2 separate regions of the Mus musculus genome follow, and region 2 is linked to region 1. The links are chromatin loops, found by intact Hi-C in ENCODE. Cell type or tissue: left cerebral cortex. All regions are shown on one strand. Each heading gives the region's core, and the rest is flanking DNA. Links, peaks and the distances in the headings are about the cores only.

Region 1 (11,372 bases), core at 1,902-9,901:
AGGAGGGGTGGCAACTAAGGCAAAGGTGTCATTTATTTCTGTCTTAGGAGAATTTTATCATGAAAACAATCCCCTTCTTTAACAAGATCATACTCCTCTGCTTCATTATCCAGCTCTTGTTGTTCCGCATCACTTACCCAGTCATCTCCTGGCTGTACCTTCAGGAGATTAGCGGTAGGCGACGAAGTATTATATGACTTAGTTTGTGTCGTCAGAGGAGGGTGCCTCTTCTGCAAAGGATTCCATTTCTGGTTTTTCTGAAAGGAGGTCTCTAATTTGATGATGAGAATGCTTGAACCGAGACCTGTGTAGGGCCATGACATTCATGAACTCTCCTCATCTCTAGTCTTACCTTTTTCCAGTTTTCTAAAGACAAGCTTCCTTCCTCTGGGAAGCATGGACTGACACTCAGTACAAAGTCATAAAATGCTGCCAAACTCTTTGAGGTTGTAACACCTCTACTTTCTAGCATATGACTCAATACTGCCAGGAACAAGCCTCTGTTTTTGGACTGTGAATGCCCCATGATTTTTACGTTCTTGTTGTCTTTTTTTTTTTTTTCTGAGACAGGGTTTCTCTGTATAGCCCTGGCTGTCCTGGAACTCACTTTGTAGACCAGGCTTGCCTCGAACTCAGAAATCTGCCTGCCTCTGCCTCCCGAGTGCTGGGATTAAAGGCGTGCGCCACCATGCCTGGCTCACGTTCTTGTCGTCCTAACTCGATGTTTCTCTAGAGAGGAGTCTGCAGCACTCTTGATGAAATCCTATCCTTTACTGAAAAAGAATTTTGAAAAAATGTAGAGAGAAAGCTTACCTGCTTCGAGTCCCACATTCAGGCGCCAGCTGTCACGGACGACCCCAGTCAGGTATGGGGGTCTCTGAAAGAAGGGTTCTCGAAGCTAGGTGGGTAAGGATTCGGTGGTGACAAACGAAACAAATACAGAGGCAGTATGAATCTGAGTGTGTTTTGCAGTTCTCAAGCAGGGGATTCTATACATTAAAAAACCAAACATTACATCTCTTAGAAACTATATCCAGTGAAACAATCACAGATACCAACAAAAATCATTTGGCACAGTAAAACACAAAAATCATCCAAGCATTACAACCCTGAAACTACGTATTCAGTGAATCACAAACAGAACAGGTAACATCGTTATAAATCATCAAAATACAACAATTCTAAGAGGATGTATTCAGCGGGGGCTGTTGTCCAAGGCTAGTGGCTTATTTCCAGGAGCAGGTTAATAAATCTTTAACGGTCAGTGCTCTTAACCGCTGAACTCTCCAGCCCCGTGGTCAGTTATTACTTAACATCTAGTGCCTGATTTTTTTCTTCAATGTTTAAATTTAAACTATTTTAATTCTTTCTAATTAAGGCTTTCTTTACCATATATCAAAATCTACCACCGATGACACAATGTAGCCATATGAAATTTTATTGTTGGGAAAGTTTTTATCATACTAGTTTTTTTTGTTTGTTTTTTTGTTTTTTGTTTTTGTTTTTGTTTGTGGTTTTTTGAGACAGGGTTTCTCTGTGTAGCCCTGGCTGTCCTGGAACTCACTCTGTAGACCAGGCTGGCCTCCAACTCAGAAATCCACCTGTTTCTGCTCCCCAAGTGCTGGGATTAAAGATGTGTGCCACCATGCCCAGCTCCATACTAGTTTTGTAAATGATTTAGAAAGTAAAGCATTGGTTTCCCTGAGGATAAGGTCATGCTAGTGGCCCCATCTCTAGGGATGGTTTCTTACCCATTATTCTCACTTAAGATCTTGGCCTAGGCTACCAGGAACATGTAAATAAGAAAAGAAATAAGAGAAAACAAAACATTGCCATGAGAACTACCACTCAATATTTTTTTCTCCGGCGAAGAGTTCCACAACCGGTTCCAGGAGGCCTCCCCCTTTTGAGGTCAATCGCCTCAGTCTGTGGAACTTGTCACACAGATCCTTTGAGTGACTTATTTTAATCTCTTCACACCTCAGTTTCCCCAACCGTGACGAGAACTGTCATAACTACTTCACACGGTGGCTGAGGAGATTCAACAGATCACCCGTAAAAAAAGACAGCCGAGCCAGGCGTGGCAGTAGGCACAAGCACTGGAAACCCACCACAGGCCTGTTCTAGATGACGATAAGAGACCTCACAACACACAAAGTGGCTTGCATCTGCCAGCTCACATGCATCTATAAACTTTAGTGCAAACCTACAGAGAGATTTGAAGGGTGACTGGCCTCTCTGAGCAGTGAGTTTGGAGGGAGATTTTCTGCTTTCTACTCTCCTATGTAACCCAGACTAGTTCAACCATCAGATCCCTGGTGAGGGTTCTCAGTGGAAAACTTTCTTTTCTTGGTGCTGTAATAAGATGCCCTGACTAAAGAAGCTTAAGGGAGAAAGGATTTATTCTGGTTCATAGGCGGAGGTACAGTTCATCACCATGGGGGTTAAGGGGTGGGAGTGGGGGGGAAGGCGAGGAGCCAGAGGCAGCCATTCACATCACACCCACAGCCAGGACTAGATGCACCGGGTGCTGGTTCTCAGCTTGCTTCCTCTGTTTTCTACAGTCCAGGGCTCCCTGCCTAGGGAATGGCACCACTCACAGTTGAGTCTTTGTATCAATCAACTTAATCAAGATAACGCCCACGAGGGTGGCCAGAAGCCCTCTCCCTCTTTAGTTTACATTGTGTCAAGTTGACAATCAACCCTAACTATCACAGTGGTTTTAATAACCAGGATTGTTTCTGGATTCCAGTCTACTCAATCCCCCTCGTAAACCAAACCAAACCAACCAAGCAAACAAACAAAGAAACATAAGTCAGTTAGGTCACTGGACAAAGTACTGGAGCAGGGAAGATCAGCTGCAGAGAAGGTGGAGTGCTGAGGCCCAAAGTCCAACCTTTTTCCTGGGGCCACCCAGGAGCCCCTAAAGAAGAGCCCCTTAGGGCTGGGAAGATGGCCTTTGGAAGAGCAGCCAGTGCTCTTAGAGCCAAGATACACAGGTAAGTGCAACAACTTATGGTAGATATTTAAAAATCATGGATTATGGGCTGGAGAGATGACTCAGCAGTTAAGAGCACTGACTGCTCTTCCGAAGGTCATGAGTTCAATTCCTAGCAACCACATGGTGGCTCACAATCACCTGTAATGGGAACCAATGCCCTCTTCTGATGTGTCTGAAGACAGCTACAGTGTACTCATATTTTCAATAGCAGACCACAGATGTCACGAGGGTCAGCTGTCTTGGGTGGACACTGTCCAGACCTCCTGAGGTTTCTGTAACTCAAACAGCTGTTAGCATAACAGGATGACAGCTTCAGTCACATAGCAGGCCAGATACACTTCCTGCTGCACGAGTTGGTGGTGGGCTCTGCTGTAGCCTAAGATCAGCCAACTCATCAATAAGGAGCTGCTGCTGCTACTGCTGCAAGATGGCAGCTGCATGGCCAACAGGAGAGTAGAAGGTAGAGATCAGGTAACACCAGACAAAAAACTGGCTCCATTTTTAGCTGGGAGATTTTGCTTTATGAATTGCATGACCTTGCAGTTTAAAACATTATTTTCTATTTCTGAATTTCCCATTAGATATTTGGGGATTGTGGTTGGCTGTGGGTGGCTGGACCCTGAACAACAAAGTTGCTGACAATGCTTGCCGTGGTTCCCACGGACAGAATGGGTTGAAGCTGAGAGCACACGGCTTTCTTTCAGGCCCATGATTCCGCCTAATGCCTCACAGAATGGTTATTATTAGCCTCCCTAAGTTCATGTACTGGGAACCTTCTCCTTAAATCCAACTTTGATGGTAGGTAGTTGGAGGTGGGACCTTTGGAGATGTGATGGATGTTAGAACAGACCATGAAGCAGGGCACGTGTGATGGCTCTAGTGGCTTTATGGGCGGAGGAAGTGTTATGCAATTTTTCTTGATGAAGCTCAGAGAGAGGAAATGGTGAGCTTCAGTCCCACTGAAGATCACTAAAGAAGCCTGGAGTTGATGTATTTGTTTTAAAACCTACTTGGGTTGTGGGTAAAGGTGGCTCGGTGGATAAAGGCTCTTGATGCCAAACATGATGACCTGAGTTTGATCTCTGGGATCTACGTGGTGGAAGGCGAGAAGTGATTCATGCAGATTCATGCCTGCCATATATGTGTTAAAACACACACACACACACACACACACACACACACACACTCACAACTCACACAAACACACACACTCACAACTCACTCACACAAACACACACACTCACAACTCACTCACACAAACACACACATACACACACATACACACTCACACACACTCACACACACTCACACACTCACAACTCACTCACACACACATATACTCACACAAACATACACACACACACTCACAACTCACACAAACATACTCATTCACACACAAACACACACACACTCTCACATACTCACACACTCACACACTCACAACTTACACAAACACTCACTCATGTGCACACACACTCAAACGCTCTTACATAATCACACATATACACACACACACACTCACACACAACTCACTCACACAAACACACTCACTCATACACATTCTCTCACACACACACTCACAACTCACTCACACAAACACACACACACATACACTCACACACACTCAGACACTCTCACATACACACACACTCACATACACATGTAATAAAACTATTTAAAAAACTGTGCTTGTTTTACTGGACTTGATAAGCAGTGTTTCACTGGCACTGAGCTTTCAAAGACTCATGTGCATTGTCTTTCTGTCTTCAATGTACAGATCAAGATGTGAGCTCTCAGGCTGGAGAGATGGCTCAGTGGGTAAGAGCACTGACTGTTCTTCTGAAGGTCCTGAGTTCAAATTCTAGCAATCACATGGTGGCTCACAGTCACCCGTAATAAGAGCTGACACCCTCTTCTGGTGTGTCTGAAGACAGCTACAGTGTACTTATTTATAGTAATAAATAAATCTTTCCGCCCCAGAGCGAGCAGGGTTGACCGGAGTGAGCAGAGGTCCTAAATTCATTTCCCAGCAACCAGATGCAGGCTCAAAACTATCTGTACAGCTACACTGTATACTCATAATATGTAAAATAAATAAAAAAGATGTGAGCTCTCAGCTGTTCCTGCCTCTACATCTTTTCTCCAGCATCATGGACCCTAACCCTCTGAAACCGTAACCCTCAAGTTAAATTCTTTCTCTTGTAATTTGCCTTGGTCATGGTGTTTTACTCCAGCAATAGAAAAGTAACCAAGAAAACTTTCCTTTCCACTCCTTCTCTTCTTTTTGATTTTTTTCTTTCTTTTTCAATTTTGAGAAAGGGCTTTACTACATCACCCAGATTCGTACTGAACTCATAACCCCCCTGCCTCCACCTCCCAGGTCCTGGGACGTTTGTAGGCACCCACCACTACCTTCAGATACCTACTTCTTTCTCTTTTTGTCTTTCTTTCCAGTTTAGGTTCTGTGGGCTCAGATTCTTTCATCTTCATAGCCCAAGGGGCAAGAAGTTCTCTAGCAAATCCTATCAGAATGGGCCAGAGAAGAACTCTGGCCTGTGCTGGCTCACATGCTGTTTGGCAGGGAAATCAGTGACTAAGGACCTGAAGTACTGTGGTTGGTCAAGACTGATCCATGCACCTATCCCTAGAGGGCGTAGGGGTAAGGTTTGTTACTTAAAGAGACTCCTGGGAGAATGTTTTTGACAATTGAGAATGATAGCTTCATACTGTTGTATTGAGTGATGGGTTTTCCCTTCACTAGGGACTTCTGGGGATAGAATGCCCTAATGAGATTGCAGAGACAAATGGTGGGAATTTTAGGCATGATTAAAAAAAAAAACTCAAAAGAAATACTTTGGGTTAAGGAAAAACACATTTTCTAGGCTTAAAAATGAGCGCATCCTTTTTTTGCAGTGGGGCCTCACCAGCGAATTCCCAGAGTGAAAAGCATTAGTGTTTATATACATATTTCAGGATGGTGTGGGAGTTGTGTTTCTGGAATTAGAATGCACCCTAGCATCCAACTGCATGCTTAATGTGTTACCAGGCAAGAGGCCGCATTCACTGGGAAGGGGAGCTCGTTCATTGGACAACTTCAGTTCAAATCTTGATTCTATCCATTTCTAGCTGCATGATCACATGACTTATCTTTGCTATGGTCTCTGCTTGCCACGTGCAGAATGATGCTGCTGATACCATCCACCTGAGAGAGAGAGAGGGAGGGGAGGGGAGAGGAGAGGAGGGGAGGGGAGAGGATGGGAGAAGATGGGAGGCAGGGAAGGGAGAGGGATAGAGAATGGGGGAGGGAGAGAAAGGAAACGGACAGTGATGGAACATAGTGCACAGCAAAGTCCCCTCCCTTTCTGCTGTTATTTTTATTTGTAAACTCCCAAGCACAAGTCAAATTAGTGACTGGAGAGTCGGGAGGCAACATGGGAGTGTGGAGGAGAGAGGTCAAGGGTCCTCACTGGTTCGTATCCTTTTCAGGATCAGTGTGGTGTGGACACAGGCAGGGATGAAGAGGGGACAGACGACCAGTTTCCCTCTGGGGTCAGAAATCTTCCAGGAAAAGATTGGAAAGTTGCTCAGGCTGAGGTCATGGCTTGGGGAAGCCTAAATCAGAGAGAGAGAGAGAGAGAGAGAGAGAGAGAGAGAGAGAGAGAGAGAGAGAGAGAGAGAGAGAGATTCCACTTGAAACATTTCACTATCAGCAGGAAACTGCAAAGGCGCCCAGACGGGGGTAATTTACTAGGACACCCTTCCTGACCGGAACACTCCAAAGAGGAAACATTTATTTTGGCTCATGGTTTCAGAGGTGTCTCTGCCCATCATGGTGGGAAGGCACAGTGAAGTTCATGATGACAGGAGTATGGTAGGGTCCTCTCACATCATGGAGGGTGAGGAAGGTTCCTGCTGGGACAGCAGCCAGCAGTTGCTATAAGCATCAAAGCTTCAGCCTAGTGACTTCCCTCCATCCGCTGGACTCTATACCCCACAGCATCTATGGGCTCCCAAAACAGATGCACCAGCTGGGGACCAGTTGTCTAGACACAGCTGTGAATTAAACCACAGCACGGCCAAGGCTGCCACTCTTACCAGGTAGAGAGCAAACACTGGGTCAACACTAAGCAACAGGAACTGTCAGTGACGGCCAAGGGGAGGAGAGAGGTAGAAATGCCATTGCCCAAGCCCTTCACAGTAAGCGTGGCTTCATCATGCATGCAGACAGCTGAGGGCTTATACCCGCTGGAGCCAGCTGGGTTATATGCAGGCAGTCTAGGCTAGACCCTCCTTATACACAGTCACCTCAGAGCCCTGTGCCTACTCTCAGGCACTCTCAGACATTTCCCTGTTAGCCCTATTGGCCAAACAACCTGCACGCACTGTTTTTACAGACATAAAACTGAGGCAGAGAATGAATGGTGAAATATCTAGTTCAGACAACTGATGAGAGGTGGGGCCAGAAGTAACCAAGGGTCTGGTGGACTCCATGTCTGACACTTACTTGAGATTCAGGCTACTGAAGGCCAGGAGACGTTAGCGGATTCCATTGGCATCCAGGAGATCCTGAGTAGCAGTGTTTGAATGTCACTGAGTGGACAGTGTGGAGTGACAGTGACCGTTTCAGATGAAGCAACCCAGCACAGTGGATATTGTACATGAAGGGGTTACCTCTGCCACGTGTAAAATGATTTTCAATCCATGACAATGACAACTGGGTGCTTAGACTCCTTGCTCTCACTGAGGTGAGGCACTGGACTCCAGCCTCATTCCCCAACAACAGCTTGTCTCTCACTTCACAATGATGGGCGCTTTGGTAACCAGTGCAGAGGACTTGCCTGACCCAGAAGGCCCGCACTCCAGCACGCCCTGGTCTCTCAGTGTTCACACAGCAGGTATGTAGAACGCTAAGACTGTGTTGACAGACACCTAGGACTTCTGCAGGCAGTTTCTGTTCCCAGCATACGGACTGAGATGAACTGAGCTTGTAGAGAGAAAGGGCTCATCTGAGCTTACAGTCCTGAGGGTTCTGCTCTATGCCAGCTCCCTCTGCTGCCTTTCAGCCTAGGGCAGGCGGCTCTTCTCAGCAAGAGTGTGTGGTGGAGACCAACCAGTCCCCTCATGGCAAGGGAGCAGGGTGGGAAGAAAAGTCATGTTGTACTGACCTTCAAGTACCTACAGTGGCCCGAAGGCCTTCCTCTGTTCCATCCCCCGAAGGCTCCACATGCTCCCTACAGTGCTTCTCCTCGGATCAATCTCTTGCCACGAGGCCTTTAAAGACCCCAGAGAGCCAACCCATCACAGAAAGCTCGGGTGGCTTTCCCCACGGGCTCAGTTCAGGTCTATTGGACAAGCAAGGTGAGGTTAGACTATTCTAAATCTACGCTGAGGACTAGCAAAGCTGTGTTGGAAGCTGCAGGAGCAGATGCTGCAAAGGAAGGGGAGGGAAGACGCAAGGGGCCCCCACAGGACATGGCCACACTGAGTGGTGAGTACAGGGCTGTGTGCTCTGGAAGAACTCCAAAACCCTCATGAAAGGCAGGCTTCAATGACGCCTGAGTGGAGCAGAGTTTTGCTTCCTCTTACCCTTTCTTCTTTCCCTACCCCCTGCCTAACCCTAGAAGATTTCTCAGATGAGAAAAGAGAGAACCAAGAATCGGGAGGTTCCTCCCCCAGAGGTGGGCAGCTTCCCAGCAGACTCCCAAGTCTCTCAGGTACCCCCCTGATTCCAGGTTCCAACCGAATCACAGGCCACAGTGAAACACAGGCGAGCCCCGCAGGGCTCCTGCCACCTGGACGCACATGTTCTCCTGTAGAATCAAATGCTAGTGAACTGGAACCGGAGAGAAGGGACCATGAGAGGCTGAAAACCACGGAGTTCATTTTCAAAAGCTGAGTTTGTGTGTGGTGCGAGACATCGCACAGCCTCTAGCCTCTGGTCAGCAACTGTGCGTCGTGCTTCATGATTGGGCACTGCTACAACCTTTCTGGCAGTTTGGTATGCTGTGTGTCCTAGCCAGGAATCCTTAGCTGCATTCTACAAAGACAAGATGGGCCCTGAGACAGGACCTGGCTCTAACCTGGGCAACAGTCCTCCCAACAAGACCCTGCTGGCAGAGCTAAAGGAGAGGAATCCAAGTGCCCTGTTTAAGCCAGTTCATTCATTTTCATCATGGGTGTGTGTGTGTGTGCGTGTATGTGTTGGTCACTCTCCGTGTCTCTCACTGAACCCTGATGCCACTGACAGGCTAGACTGTCCAGAAGGGATCTGAACTCAGGTCCTTGTTTTGTGTGGCAAGCACTTCACTGACTGAGCCATCTCCCCAGGGTCCATTTATTAATGGAGGGAGGAATCAGGAACTTTTCAAAACCTTCACTGCAGACTCGCCCAACATGTCTCAGATGGGTCTTTGTGCAGCTGCATCTCCTGCCACAGTAACCAGGAGCTGGGGGTTATAGCGCAAAGCCTTCTGGGCTTTCCTGTCGGCTGCCCAGTACCTGGGAAAGGGTGCTTCTCTGAGCAGCTCCCGTAAGCTGGCTCATTACTGATTGTCTGACATGATTTTCTTCTGTCCTCTTACCTGGCCACCATATCACTCGGCTCTAGGGCCACTTTTCCTCGAGGCCCAGCCCCTGGGTGCCTGGTTTCCCCACTACACAGCAGAAGCCAGCACCTGGTAACCATGCTACCTCCAGTACCCACACATTCTTGCCATTTAACAGAGAGCCGGAGTTGTATTTGACTAGTCCAGGGGTGAGCATCGTGCAGGGCTTCCTCACGAGTGTGTGACCAGTGCCATCACACGAGGACCCTGTGTCTGTCACCATGAGCATGATCACCTTGTCCTGCAAGTCTAAATGAGCCCGTGAGTTTTTGTATTCATAGTGACATCTGAAGGCCTTGGCCCACACCTGGCTTGCCCCATGACCACAGCCTCTAACTCAGCTGCACACAGAGAGTGGGACATTGTGTGCTCCTCTACCGGCATCTCACAGTCCATTTCTGGGCTAAGAATTGCTGCACCCATTGTTGTGACTGCATCCCTGCAAGATCTAGGCTCAGGCACACTACATCCACATTCTTCCTACTAACTAGCATCAAGGGGAGGCAGCAGGCAGGGAAGAGGAATCAGCATGGCATAGCTTTCCAGGATGGCACCCTGGCCAAGACAGGCAATATCGACCTACAGGCTGGCAGGAGTGGTCCCCAGCACCCCTCAGTCCTATATACCCCAGGTCACAGCATAAGGCGTTGGCTCCTATAACCCTCGACAGCATCCTGCTCTAGTGGTTGGCTCTGTGCCCATGCAGGCAGCCCTCTCTTCTCCCTGGGTTACTTGAGCCTGCTTTTTCTCTTGAAGCCATTTGAGACCCCTGAGTTGAGTCACCATAACATTTTTGTGACTGTTTATGTGTTAAAGGCTCAGTGTAGACATTTAAAACCAGAATGGTGCAACATACAGGAGAGCATTGCATTTGGGCTAAGTGAACAGCAGTGTGCCTTTGCTTAGAATGGCATCAAATAGTGAATAAAAGTCCTGAGACTGCAAAGGAAGGACTTTTGTGGGACCCCAGAAGCACTGAGTAAGATGCTCCTTGAACAGGAAGCTTGAGATTTTACTCTCACAGCTCTCTGCCCAGACCAGCTCAGGTTTGTTGAACGAATGTACTCTGGTACCACATTAATGTAGACAAGCTTTGAAAATTCATCGTCAGGTAATGTGGGAACACCAGGGTAACATACAGCATAAACTCCAGCCCAGGTGGTCTAGTTACTTATCCCTCAGGGGCTCTAAGAGCCAGAGCAAATGGCAGAACTAATCAAGGGAGGAAGTGCTCACAGTCCTCCACTGTGCTCCTCCACTGTGCTCCTCCACCATGTTCCTCTGCTTTGCTCCTCCACTGTGCTCCTCCACCATGCTCCTCTGCTGTGCTCCTCCACTGTGTTCCTCCACCGTGCTCCTCCACCATGCTCCTCTGCTGTGCTCCTCCACCGTGTTCCTCCACAGTGCTCCTCCACAATGCTCCTCGGCTGTGCTCCTCTGCTGTCTTTTCACCTGGTTACCTCATCACCCAACTCTCAGCCTAGGACTACTTTCCCACAGGGCCTCATCTGCAGTTGGCTAGTGTCACAGCAGGGAAAGGAGGTGACAGGAGCAGCTCTGTCCACATTCATGGTGGCTGAGCACAAGGTGACAGCTGTTCACACACAGAGACAGCAAGCAGAGCCAGCAGCCTGAAGGCAGGGGCCTCAGGCATAAGTCTCACCTTCAAAAGCCCTACTTCCTAGAGACTCTTCTGTCAGTCAGGTCCCACCTCCTAAACACTGCATCCCTCAGAATAGCACTACATGATGGGTCTGGGTGTTCAA
Region 2 (11,372 bases), core at 2,242-10,241, 69 kb after region 1:
CCGAGACACACACCAGAACAGTTGGGGTGCGGTGGGTTCAGTGGCTGCAGCGAACATCTGGGGAGGTGACTGAAACACAGCCACTTGCTGGAGTGCTCTGAAAGTGGCTTTTTAACAGCAGCTTCCCCACCCTGCCGCCACAAAGTCCTGTTGCCCTGAGCCATTTTATCTAAGTGAAATTCCTCAACTCCTTTTATAGCAATGGCGACCTCTCTAAGGACCCCAGGGTCATACAGAGTGAAGGCCTACCCAGCTAAAGTACCTTTGCCCACCAGAGTTTGGGGTGAAATTTTAAATAACTGAGAGCACTTGTAATTGAGAATTAGAAACTCAGTACAGAATAGGTCTGGCCATGGCTTCCTGGGGAACAACAGAGGAGAGTCTGAGGACAACGAGAAACCAAGGCAGGAGGCGGTCCTCTGAGCACCTCTTTTTACTCCGTTTCAGAGGGAGCTTGCCCTCAGCCACTGGGAGATAGGTTTGGACATCTCGTCTACCCACTGACCCTCGGTTTACCCTGTCTGTGCTGTGGAGGTAATAACCCTGCTTCCTAAACTGACGAGAGTACTGAGTATGGGAGTCTGAAAGTAATGGTTAGGGACTGGGTCTCCTCACAGAGTCATTACACCTCCCCCACCTTGGTGTGTTAGTCTGTGAATTGGACTAGGGGTGGCATGGGCTAGCTGGCCTTTTATAGAAGAGTAGCCAAGGCTGGAAGGTTCTGAGAAAAGATTTATGCGGTGGGAGTGGATGCACCTCCCCCTCTCAGCCCCCTCCCCCCCCCCAACGCCGCCGCCTCGTACCTCCTGGCAACACTACCCACCTCACATGCCACCTCGTTCTCTCAAAAACCCTCAGCCGGCCCTATCTGACACTTCAATGTTATTGTTGGTTTTGACCACTATGTGATCTTGATTGCTAATTTTCTCTTCCTTGAGAGCAGGGACTGCGTCTGGGGCTCAGCAGAGGGCCTGGTACATAGGGTGTGGGCAGTACTTTAATGAAGAAGGCACAGTGAGCTCAAGTCTGGGTCCCGCCCCCCCCCCTAAACAACCACTACATACTGAAGTCTCTCCTCCTAGGTATGCGGCCTAGGGGATGGAGAAGTTCCCCATCCCTACCCCCCACCCCCATCTCACCCTGGATGGACTGTCATGGAGCCCTTGACACTGTCTGGCGTGACCTGCATGTGTGCGCGTCGTCCCTGAGTCGAGGCACCACCCAAAGTGGCCGAATGCCTGGACAAGGACTCGGCACCCGGCGACCCATCCCGATTGGCAAAAAGAGCAAGGTCGGTGCGCGCGGGAACGACGAGGGCAGGAGGCCAGCCCCGCCTCTCCAGCGCGCTACCGGTGCAAACTTTCAAAAGACGCGGCGGCGGCCCCAGCCCCGCCCAAGCACGGTTGGTGGCGGGCGCGGGGGCGGGGCGGGCGCGCCCGGGCCGGTGGCTCCGCCTCCTCCCGCCGCCGCCCGCGCCGCCCATCTGCCGCCCGCCGGTCGCCGGTGCAGCGGCAATGCCCCGCAGCCCGGCCGCGGCCCCCGGCCCGCCCAGCTAGCCCCGCGCCGCGAGTCTCGGAGTAGCGATGGGCAACACGGTGCACCGGACCCTGCCAGGTACGCCCGGAGCCGCGCCCCGAAGTGGCGCGGAGCGCCTGGTCCTCCCCGGGTCGTCGCAGCCGCGGAGCCCGGGTGCAAGCCAGAGCCTGGTTGCCGGAGCCCGAGCCCCGGAGCCGCACCCCTGCAGGGATGTGCGGACCCCTCCTGGTTTTCCTGGCCTTGGCCGTGCGCCCCACGCCTTTGTTCCAGCCGGAGGTCGCTAATGAGCGAGCCGGAGGGAGGTATCGGGGCTTCCCCCGGCCGGAACCCTTCAGGGGGGTTGCAGGGCGCGGGTGTCCCGGGTCTCCGCGTACAGTCCACAGGCGCCCCCGGCACACGTGCTAGTTCTTGGCGGCGTTCCCACGCGCGCCCGGCTGCGCCCCGTTCGGGTGTCCGTTCTGTTGGGGGCCCTCCCAGCCCCATCTGAGCCATTGCTGTGGGGCGCATCGCCCCCTAGTTAAAAGCGCCCTAGAATTTCCTAGACCCGAGAAAGGCGGTGGGCGAGGGGCGTGGGGCGGGCGTGCGGAGGCCGGGGGACGCCACGCCTCGCTGAAAATACCTAGTGATGGTGGAACATGTCAGCGCGCCGAGGCTGTCACTGCCTGTCTGCAAAGAATCGTCCTCCTAAGAAAAGACACCCCGATTTTACACAAGAAGTTTAACCTCAGTACAGGAGAAATGACCCGGTGACAGGCAGTGGTGGGAGACTGCATGGGCCCTGTCAGCCTGTCTGCCCCGCCCCTCACCCCCACTGTGTCCCAAGTCTTCAGAAGTGTTTGGGCATAAAACTGGGCATTCGGCATTCGCAGCATCCTTAAGCAGAGGCTCTCTCTCTCTCTCTCTCTCTCTCTCTCTCTCTCTCTCTCTCTCTCTCTCTCTGTGTGTGTGTGTGTGTGTGTGTGTGTGTGTGTTGGGGGAGGGTAGTTCAGAGAAGAAGCAAGTTGGCTGTAGGTCAGATTTAGCACAGCCCAGCTGACACCCCATCTCTGTTCTGACACCCCCACAGCCCTTCCTCCGGCAGTTATCCTAATAGAGTTGTCTCTTCCCCTGGAAGGGATTGGACCAACCTGAGACCTAAGGACCACTGGGGAGACAGACAGCCCCTTCTACTAACAAGCCCCTGGGTGGCTTTTACTGGATCATTCCTAAGGTCAGCCAGGTGGAGTCACAGGCTGGTCAGCTTCAGAGGTGGCTTTGGAACCTGGGTCTGTACTAGACAGAGTGATAACCGCTTCTTGCTAGGCTGAAGAGACCCAGCCACCGATCTGGAGGGACCTGAGGTCACATCAGAGATGGCAGTCACAGAAGCCCATGACGGAGACACAGTACATACTCAACTAGAATTCCTGTGCTATTCTGGTTGGTTTTTTAAAAAGCCATTCTGCCACCTGTGGGTCACACTTGGAGCAAGGCAAGGGACAGGCTGTCTCACCAGGTGCTCACACATTGCTGGGGTGCCCATTCCCCTGGAGTCTGATGCTGTGGGTGGAGCACTCTAGGCTGGGGGCTCAGAGTCAAGGCAGGTCACCTCATGCTGTGTGGGAACCTCCTACCCTCAGTGAGGAGGCACATCAGATAACAGGTGCCCAAAATGTAAAGACTTATATATTGTTTTTAGATCCACCTGCCATTGGCTTCTGGCATCTTTACATCCTCTCACACCTGGACTGTTCTTTCTTGTCTCACCACCAGGTTCTCTGGTCACCTTTTCCAGGGACCTTACACTCTCTGCCCTAATGGGGACACCTTCATAAGGCTTCGTGTTTGTATGACTGTGCTGCACCATCACTGTGTCTTCTTGTGACTCTCTAGGGGTTCTGTGAGGACAGACTCCATGCCTTGATTGTCTCATTCCCTGGTTTGCCCGGCCCAGAACCTAGTGCCTAGTGCAGCCTCAGAACCGTGTGGTGGAGCGCACATGGAGCCTGCATATTTGGCTGAAGGAGTACTTGGCACAGGCTGGCCCTGAGGAAGCCTGTGCTCTCCTTCTCAGGGAAGGAACATGTGTGTGGGGTGGAGTTCATTCCACAGGACTGGAAATCGAGGGCTGGCGTTTGCTGAGCACCTGGGTTCTTCACCAGGCTCCCAGCATCTGTGACTGCAGGCATGAGCTAAGCACGCCTCTGAAGGCTGCTACACTCTGATCACACTCTGAGCAGGCTGCCTGCAAGTTTCACGCTGACCTCCGAGCAGCTGCCCCTTCTCTTCCTTCCCTTCCCTCAGGCCCCTGCTATAGACTGAGTCTTGACATTGTGATTCCCTCCCAGGCCCCTTTCTTTGCTTTATGGTTCTCCTGAGCATAGTCACTGTGTGACACATGTATGATCACTGTTGTGTGTTGAGTAGGGGCTAGGACACAGTCGATGTTTGGATGCTTGGGGAATGAATGAATGAATGAGTTTAGTCCTCCCAGCAACCCCTTCCAGCAGAGTCATTACTCCCATTTGATGGATGGAAAACAAAAACAAGAACCAAAAAACCAAGGCTCTCGGAGGTCAAATGGCTTGTTCTTGCCTACAGAGCTCCTCTAGTTGGCAGTGCCAGAATTGAGATCTGGGTCTATTTAGCTCCAAAGTTCTCTGTTGTTGGTTTTTTTTTCCTCCTGACAGGCGATATCCTCTCAATCGAGGCTCAGATAACACTTATTAAGTGCCACCATGGTTTAGATAATGTTTATTGGGCATTCCACCATGCACATGGTGTGTGTGCTACATGGCACAATAAGGAAATGCCAAAGAAAGGGAAGTGCCCTTTGGTTGGTGTTCATAACCTTGGCAGCTCTCTCAAACTGCACCAACATATTCTGATGTATACCCTTGACCCAGGAGAGAGCAAGGGTCAGCGGGAGATATTGCATCTGTTGAGCTCCTACTGTATGTGTCAGCCTCCCTTCCCAGGTGCAGTTCAACCCTGCAACGTAAGGTATAGTGCCCTCCAGTTTAGAGGCGGGCCACACAGGGAGACCAGGTAAGGCCAGCCCACACAGGCTCCATCCAAGCTGGGACTTAGCTGACAGAGATCCATCAGGTTCCTAATGCCCCGCGTTCTCGCCCTGGGCTTCCCCTGAACTTTATAAGGAGAAAATAAATGGGTAGAAATTGGGGGGGGAGTACCATCCCAGGTTGGGGTGGGTACCAACCAGCACATTCTAGCCCCTTCCCTGTGCACCTCTGGGGTTCACCTGTAGCACTGTTTGGAGGAGATGCTAAGTTCAAACTGTAGACTTGGTTTAATCATTAAGTTGTCAAGTGCTTGGCCAAGCCTGCTCCATAGCCTGTTACTTGTCTGGGAGTTTTGGTTGAGAAGCTATGCCCAGACTGCACTGGGCTGCCATGGCAGGCTGGGGTGTTCAAAGGGGCTCTCTTTGATTTCACAGATAAAAGATGAAGGCTCAGAAATGTCAAGGGCAGAAGCATTATACATAGGGGGAAGAGAGACAGTCAGAGACAGATATAAAGACGACAGACACAGAGAGACAGAGACAGAGAGAGGATTCCTAACCTACTACATAGCTTGCTAAGTCTAGATGGGGTGTACTCACCCCTTCTTTGAATGATCCTTCCCACAGAGCCCCTCTCCCCATCAGCCTCAAACAAGGCCCTCCTAGACAAAGCAAACCTGGGCAGAGCCCTACAGCTGCTTGGCCACTTTGCGGCACAGCATCCTGTCTGACTGCTGAGATGGTGCTCTCAGAGCAAGTAGCTGCTGGTGTTTCTGAGCCATGTCTTTCTCAGCCCCTGGGAAGATAGCGGTCTTGGTTATTCTGCCATAGCCAGCAAAAGGTCAACAAGTGACAGTTGCTTTTCTCTGCACCCTCTTCTCTCAGATGCAGTGTGGAGCTGAGTTGAGCTTCCTTTGTCCTCTTGGCCATGTATACCCCTCTTTTCCCCCAGGTCATTGACATTTTCTTTTCTATCTGAGCTGAGCCTCTCAAGGCCACAGAAGTTCCTTCAACTGCCTAGAGACCTACATGTTGCCGTGTAGGCTGGGCAAGTTCCCTTTGGTGAGGCCCTGTAAGGATGCCGTGGGCTGCGCTATGCAGACAGTGGATATAGGAGAGGAGCTGGGGGTCTGTCCTGTGTGGATGGATGCAAGGTGGAGAAGTGGTCTGTGTTCTGGACAGACAAGTTGGGCTTCTTCTGTTTCATCCCATCTGGTTCATCTGCCCCCCCCCCTCACTGTGGGTGATTAGGAATGCTTCCTGGAAGAGGTTACCTTCCGATAGGAAGTCCAGCTGAGTGTCTGCTTGCTCTTAGGGTCTCCATGTGGCTTCATGCTTTAGTTATTCTGTGGCCACCAACATCTATCATGTGCCCAGCATGGGGTGCAGGCTTGAATGCCATGACCAGAGGGTGGCATGCTTCCTGTAGAGTGGACCAGCTTAGTGCTACCCTATCGGCCCAAACCAAGGTGGGCCACCAACATGCCTGTCTACTATGGGTCAGCTCCAGCTACTAAATGCTCTTTAGTGATACAACGTAGAAAATATACTAGTATGCACTCATTATAAAAGGATTATTTTGTAAAGATGTCTTATTATTATTTTAATTATGTATATGCATGTGTGTGAGATTGTGCTCGTTAGTGCAGGTGTCCTTGGAAGTCAGATGTCAGGTTCCCTGGAACTGGAAAGCTCATGGTTTTAAACTGTCTGGTGTGGGTGCTGGGAACCAAACTCAGGTCCCCTAGAGGAACAGCAAATGCTGTCAACTGCTGAGCAGTCTCTCCAGCTGTGTGTGTGTGAGTGTGTGTGTGTGTCTGTGTACCACATATGTGTCGTGCCTACAGAGGCCAGAGGAACATTGAGATCCCTTAGAGTGAAGTAACATGGTGTCATAAGCTTCCCATTATGGGTGCTAGGACCCAAAGGCTGGTCTTCTGCAAGAGTGGTAATGGCTCTCTCTTAACCAGGGAACCATCTCTACAGTCCAAGAGGATTCTTTGGAGACAGGCTCTTGCTCTGTATGGTCTAGACTGGCCTTGAACCCAGGCTTCCTAAGTGCCACAGTGTCCGTTCATGTCCATGTCACAGGTCAAATGTATCTCTGATGAATACAGCCCTTGGGGACAGAGGCCACTTGGCTGCAGGGGAGGTGAGGGCAGAGCCTGGAGCCCAGACCTTAGGCTAAGGCCACACTGCACCCCAGATCCTCAGCGGGAAGCAGGAACATGAGGGGCAGCTCCCAGGAAGGCAGGGTCAATTGAGTAGGGTCTGGTAAGCAAGACAGAAGACCATCATGGCTGTCACTCGGGAAAGAAGTTCCCAGCCTTGCCTCTGGGGGCCATAAGGACTGGCTGGCAGGTGGCTGGGTCAGTCTCAACCTCAGATCCAGGGCTAGATTGGAAGGTTCCCTTCAGGCACATGGACATTGGTCTCAGGCTCTCAGGCCCTTTCCAGAGCACCTGCTATTGATAGGGCAGTTGGCACACTCATCTGGGACAGGGACCATAGCCTGGTCTTGGGGAGTCAGGTTCTAGTGGGTGACACCAGGCAAGACACAGTAGTGATGGTGAGTGGCAAGAGAGACCTGAAGATGAGTCAGGGAGTGCTTCCTGGAGGAGATGTACTCCATCCTGGGGAAAAGTGACTTTGAAGGCAGAGGGCTCAAGGTCAAAGACCCCAGGTTGGGGGAGAAGACAGGAGCAGAACTGCGGAGGTCTGGGGCCGGTACTAACTGGGTGACTTGTGGGGAGGGATGTGATAGTTGAAGGATTTTACAGACCGAGTGCAATCTACTCCCTAGCTTCCCCACCAGGGCCAGGTCAGACTGTTTCATCCTCCCTGGGTGGAAAGGGAAGAGCCTGTACTTCCTGTCTGTATTTAGTGCTGTGCTCTGGGGGTGTAAAACAGAAGCCTAGAGGCAGACAGTGGGAGCAGAGGCTCAGGCACAAGACCAGGAAACAGACTCAGAGCAGTAATAAAACCTGCCCTGGGTTAGGTGGCTGAGAAGAGTCAGGTGAGCCACCCAACCTCAGGCCTGCCCTCAGGAACCTTTGTCCATCATCAAGTGGATGCCCCTTGTCCCCACCCTAAGCATCCTGGGACTTTCCTTCTCTGTCATCTGAAGGTGACTCATCTGTATCCCGCTTGCCTATAGCAAAACATCCCCTCCCAGCACCCTGGGCTCTGCATCCACAAAGGTGGGTGTGGCTCCGCACTGGCCTCTTTCAGAGTGCATGTGCCTGCCCAATGGAACCTGCATACCCACACCACAGCCGGCACCACAGGCCCACTTTTGCTAACCCGAGCTCAGTGGGCAAAGCTGACAGGCTGGATGTCAGGCAGGAACATCCTGTCCCCACTCTGGCTGTCATGGACGGTGTCGGCCAGGGTCCTAGATTATCTACCTACATCTGTGCTCTGCATCCCCTTCAGCCAGTTGGGTAGCATGATCTTCCAAGCCACACCCTCTCCTGGCACACTGAGGCGATGATACCATCCAGGTGTGCCTAGCTCTGGACCAAAAAAGTGTTCATGTTGTGCCTTAGAGTCATGAATTCACCCAGCCAGCCGACTGCTCCACCGTGAGCCCGGATCAGGTGTTCTCAGAGGAGTCAGACACAGGGTAATAATAACTGCTAACGTACAGCAGCCTGTGTGAGCCAAACACTATCCTAAGGCAGCAGCTTGTTTAAGCCTCAGCACAGGCCCTAATAGCCACTGCTGTTAGCCACATGTAACTGGTGGGAGACTGCTACAAAGAGAAACAGTCTCTTACCCTGGGGCACACAGTTTCTGCACGTTGGAGGGCAGGAATGGTCCTGAGGACTGCTGGGTTGAAGAGGGTGCCCCCTGCAGGTTAACTCAGTTAACAGTTCTGCATTCTTTGCTTGGTTGTCCTGAATCCCACCTGCAGGCATGGAAAGTTGAGCACGCTCCTGGTGGGCTCACCATGGGTTTCTGCCTGAGAAGCCACCATATCTGGAGTATATATCCCAGCCTTTGCCAAAGCCAGTCAGAGGATAGGCACTGTCCTGGGGCTTTCTGGGCAGTGCAGCTGGGAAGAGACACAGGCCATCCCATTGGAAATGTCCCCCATTAGCAGCTGGGGCCTCCAGGACCTGTGAACTACTTTCAGACATGATATGCAGGGCAGTGTGGGCAGAGGTCTGCTGTGTCGAGAGAAACAGATTTTAGTGCTGAAGGACTTCCACAAGTCAAGGCCCCTGGTGCAAGGGTGAGGGAATGAATGCCTGTGTCTGGAGTGGCTTGCCATAGCCATATGTCACATATATCCTCGGAGGACAGTCTGTTCTGGGATCTTGGGATAGGGTGCCCCGGTGAGCCAGGAATGCTTTCTATGGCTCTCTGACCCTTGCATTTATGTCCCCTTAATGGTCTGTAGGAGTTAGACCCGTTTTACAGATCAGGACAGTGAGGTGATGGGAAGCCACCCTCTCCAGCTAATCCAGCCAACCTCTATGCGGCTCAGCTCAATGGCAGGTGTTTGTGAACAGCCGCCAAGCACCCTAATCCTTCCTCATTCCTTCTCACGGGGACTCCGCTGGCCTAGTAGCACCCTACCTCAGACCTTGCCTCCCACTGGTAGGAAAAGCTCTTTAATGAGTAAGCCATTTGGGGAAGTGGATAGGTGGGGGCATCTGGCTGTGGGCTGGCAGAGGGCCCAGGGCATTTTGTTTGCACCCTCAACACCACCCAGTTTATACCACAGTTATGGCCCTTAGGCATGTGCTCGCTTCCCCTTGGCCCCCCAGGATGATAGATTTATGGGATGGGTAGGCACACGCTCCACCTTGTGCCTCCAAAGCTGGACTCAGTAACTTTCCACTGGAGACAGCCTCTCCTTGGGCCTCAAGGGAGCTTCCTGTCCTTCAAGGTCCTTGGTGTTCAAGGGCACAAGATGGAGGAGTGGAATTTCCATGTGTCCCGGTTGTGGCATAGGACTCTGTTCCGGAAGATGGGGGCTTTGTTCTCAGAACCAGGGGGCTCTGTGCCTTCTCACTCTATCTCCCTCTTTTTTTGTTTTTTGTTTTGTTTGTTTGCTTGTTTCAAGACAGGGTTTCTATGTATAGCACTGGCTGTCCTGGAACTCACTTTGTAGACCAGGCTGGCCTCGAACTCAGAAATCTGCCTGCCTCTGCCTCCCAAGTGCTGGGATTAAAGGCGTGCACCACCACTGCCTGGCTCTATCTCCCTCTTGACAGATTTGGGCACTGATGTCTGGAGCCGGACCCAAGGTCTTACAACAATTACAATTGGACTTGGCTAGAATTCCAAGAGAGGTATAAGAAAGAGCCCTGGGCTTGGAGGCAGTGCTTAGTGCAAATCTCTGTCCTGCTGCCTGTAAGCTGTGTGTCCTCGGGCAAGCTAGCTCCCCACTCTGAACTCCCCCCCCACCCCTCGCCATCTTTAGGATCAGAGTGACAATGGTACTGCTCTCCTCCAGCTCTGGAAATGAGAGACAGAAGTAAGTTAGACCCCTGCACACAGTAGGACTCCATGTGTGGCCTCTATGCTTAGAGGCAAAGAATCCGCATCCCCAGATTTGTTGAGATGAGGGATTAAGACTAAGTTGCCCTCTCACACCCAACATCTCCTTCCTGTCCCATGGAAACAAGTGTGGGCTTTCGCTCAAGTGTGGTTGACCTGTGCCCTGGCCATGGCTAGACCCTCTCCATCTCTAGACCTCATCTTCCCATCTATGAAATGGGTTTTGACCTATAGATTGGCTGCAGGAAGCCTGAACCCAGTACGAAGGAGGCTCTCACAGGCTCAGCACAGGCCTTCACCTCTTAGGGCAGTAGGCACTATGAGACACTAAAATAGCCAGCCTGCGGTGCAAAACTAAGCACACCCTGGCCTACTATGTGCTAAGCCTCCTCACAGGCCGTGGTCACAGCATCTTGATCCCATTTTAGATGGCTGCTTAGAATCCCACTGTCAGCCCACCTCAGTCAGCCGGGGCTTAGGCAGTTCCTCTGCCTCTCCAAGGTCCTCTTCTTCAGGGGCAGGGCTTGTAGCAGCCACCTCTGTCTCTGGGGTGGTGGGCTTGGGATCGAAGGATCAGCCTTCCAGCAGGTGTCCCTGTAGCTCCATTCAGGGCTGCAGGCCCTCCCTCGGAGCTCCTCCTCCATGGGAGCCCCCCCTCCCCCTCCTCCCAGCCACCTCGTTCCCTTTTCAGATTTTTTGCCTTTGTCCGTCCTGAGTTCCGCCAAATGCTGACCTTCTTTTGAGGCTGTAACCAGCTGATGGATGGTTTCCACTGCTACTCTGCCTGCCCCAGCCAGAGTCCCTTTCCGTGCCAAGTCCACAATGGCCTCACTTACATCTGCAATGCTCTCCTTGCAGGTTGGGGTGTTAGAGAGACCTGGGGTGGACATGCTATGCAGTGTGAGTCTGCGAAGAGGAGTGTGCTAGAGAGCCTGTTTCACTCCTGTTCCATGTCCACCCTTCAAAGTGCTGAGTAGGTCTGTTGGCACAAACACCCAACTCTTAGGAGAACCTGTAGGTGCTCACCTGGCACAAAGCCTCCGCTCAGAGCACCAGGTTGGGGGAGTGGCTGTCTGCAAAGCAAAGAGAGGGAAACACAGGCCTGGGCAGCTCCCGCCCTTATCAGTGAGCAGCTGCCAGGGCTGCCTGGAGAAGAGCCACTGGGGTGGGGGGTGCGGCAGTTGGACTCGATGTTCAAAATCCTGGCTGCCTTTCTCATGCCGCCTTTCTCATGCCTCTTCTATTGGGCCATTTGGACAGGCAGGGAATAAAGGGAGGTTTACAGTTTGCACTTCATTCTTCAGAGAGGTAGATCCATTGGGGG

The links. A loop is a pair of places that touch in the nucleus more often than their neighbours do. Peaks named below come from ENCODE experiments on the same cell type or tissue, not always from the same donor. Only the 100,000 strongest peaks of a DNase experiment are listed, where the experiment ranks them.
Region 2: it touches region 1 in a loop (1.9-fold over the local background); 3 of 42 quality-filtered maps call a loop at or near these places.

Annotation. Positions count from the first base shown.
Region 1 is chr17:26,344,384-26,355,755 of GRCm38, forward strand. No RefSeq gene overlaps it. Among named protein-coding and RNA genes, the nearest start is that of Neurl1b, 65 kb to the right of the region's middle. In left cerebral cortex, for the core only: a CTCF peak has its summit at 5,686; a DNase peak (open chromatin) is centred at 6,036; H3K27ac peaks cover 553 bases.
Region 2 is chr17:26,413,382-26,424,753 of GRCm38, forward strand. Neurl1b (neuralized E3 ubiquitin protein ligase 1B) reads left to right here and starts at 1,478. Exons shown (of 5, transcript NM_001081656.3): 1 at 1,478-1,614. The coding sequence starts at 1,584. In left cerebral cortex, for the core only: CTCF peaks have their summits at 2,997, 6,826, 7,461 and 8,387 (motif pointing left); DNase peaks (open chromatin) are centred at 2,568, 2,952, 3,552, 7,455 and 2 more places; H3K4me3 peaks cover 953 bases; H3K27ac peaks cover 1,712 bases.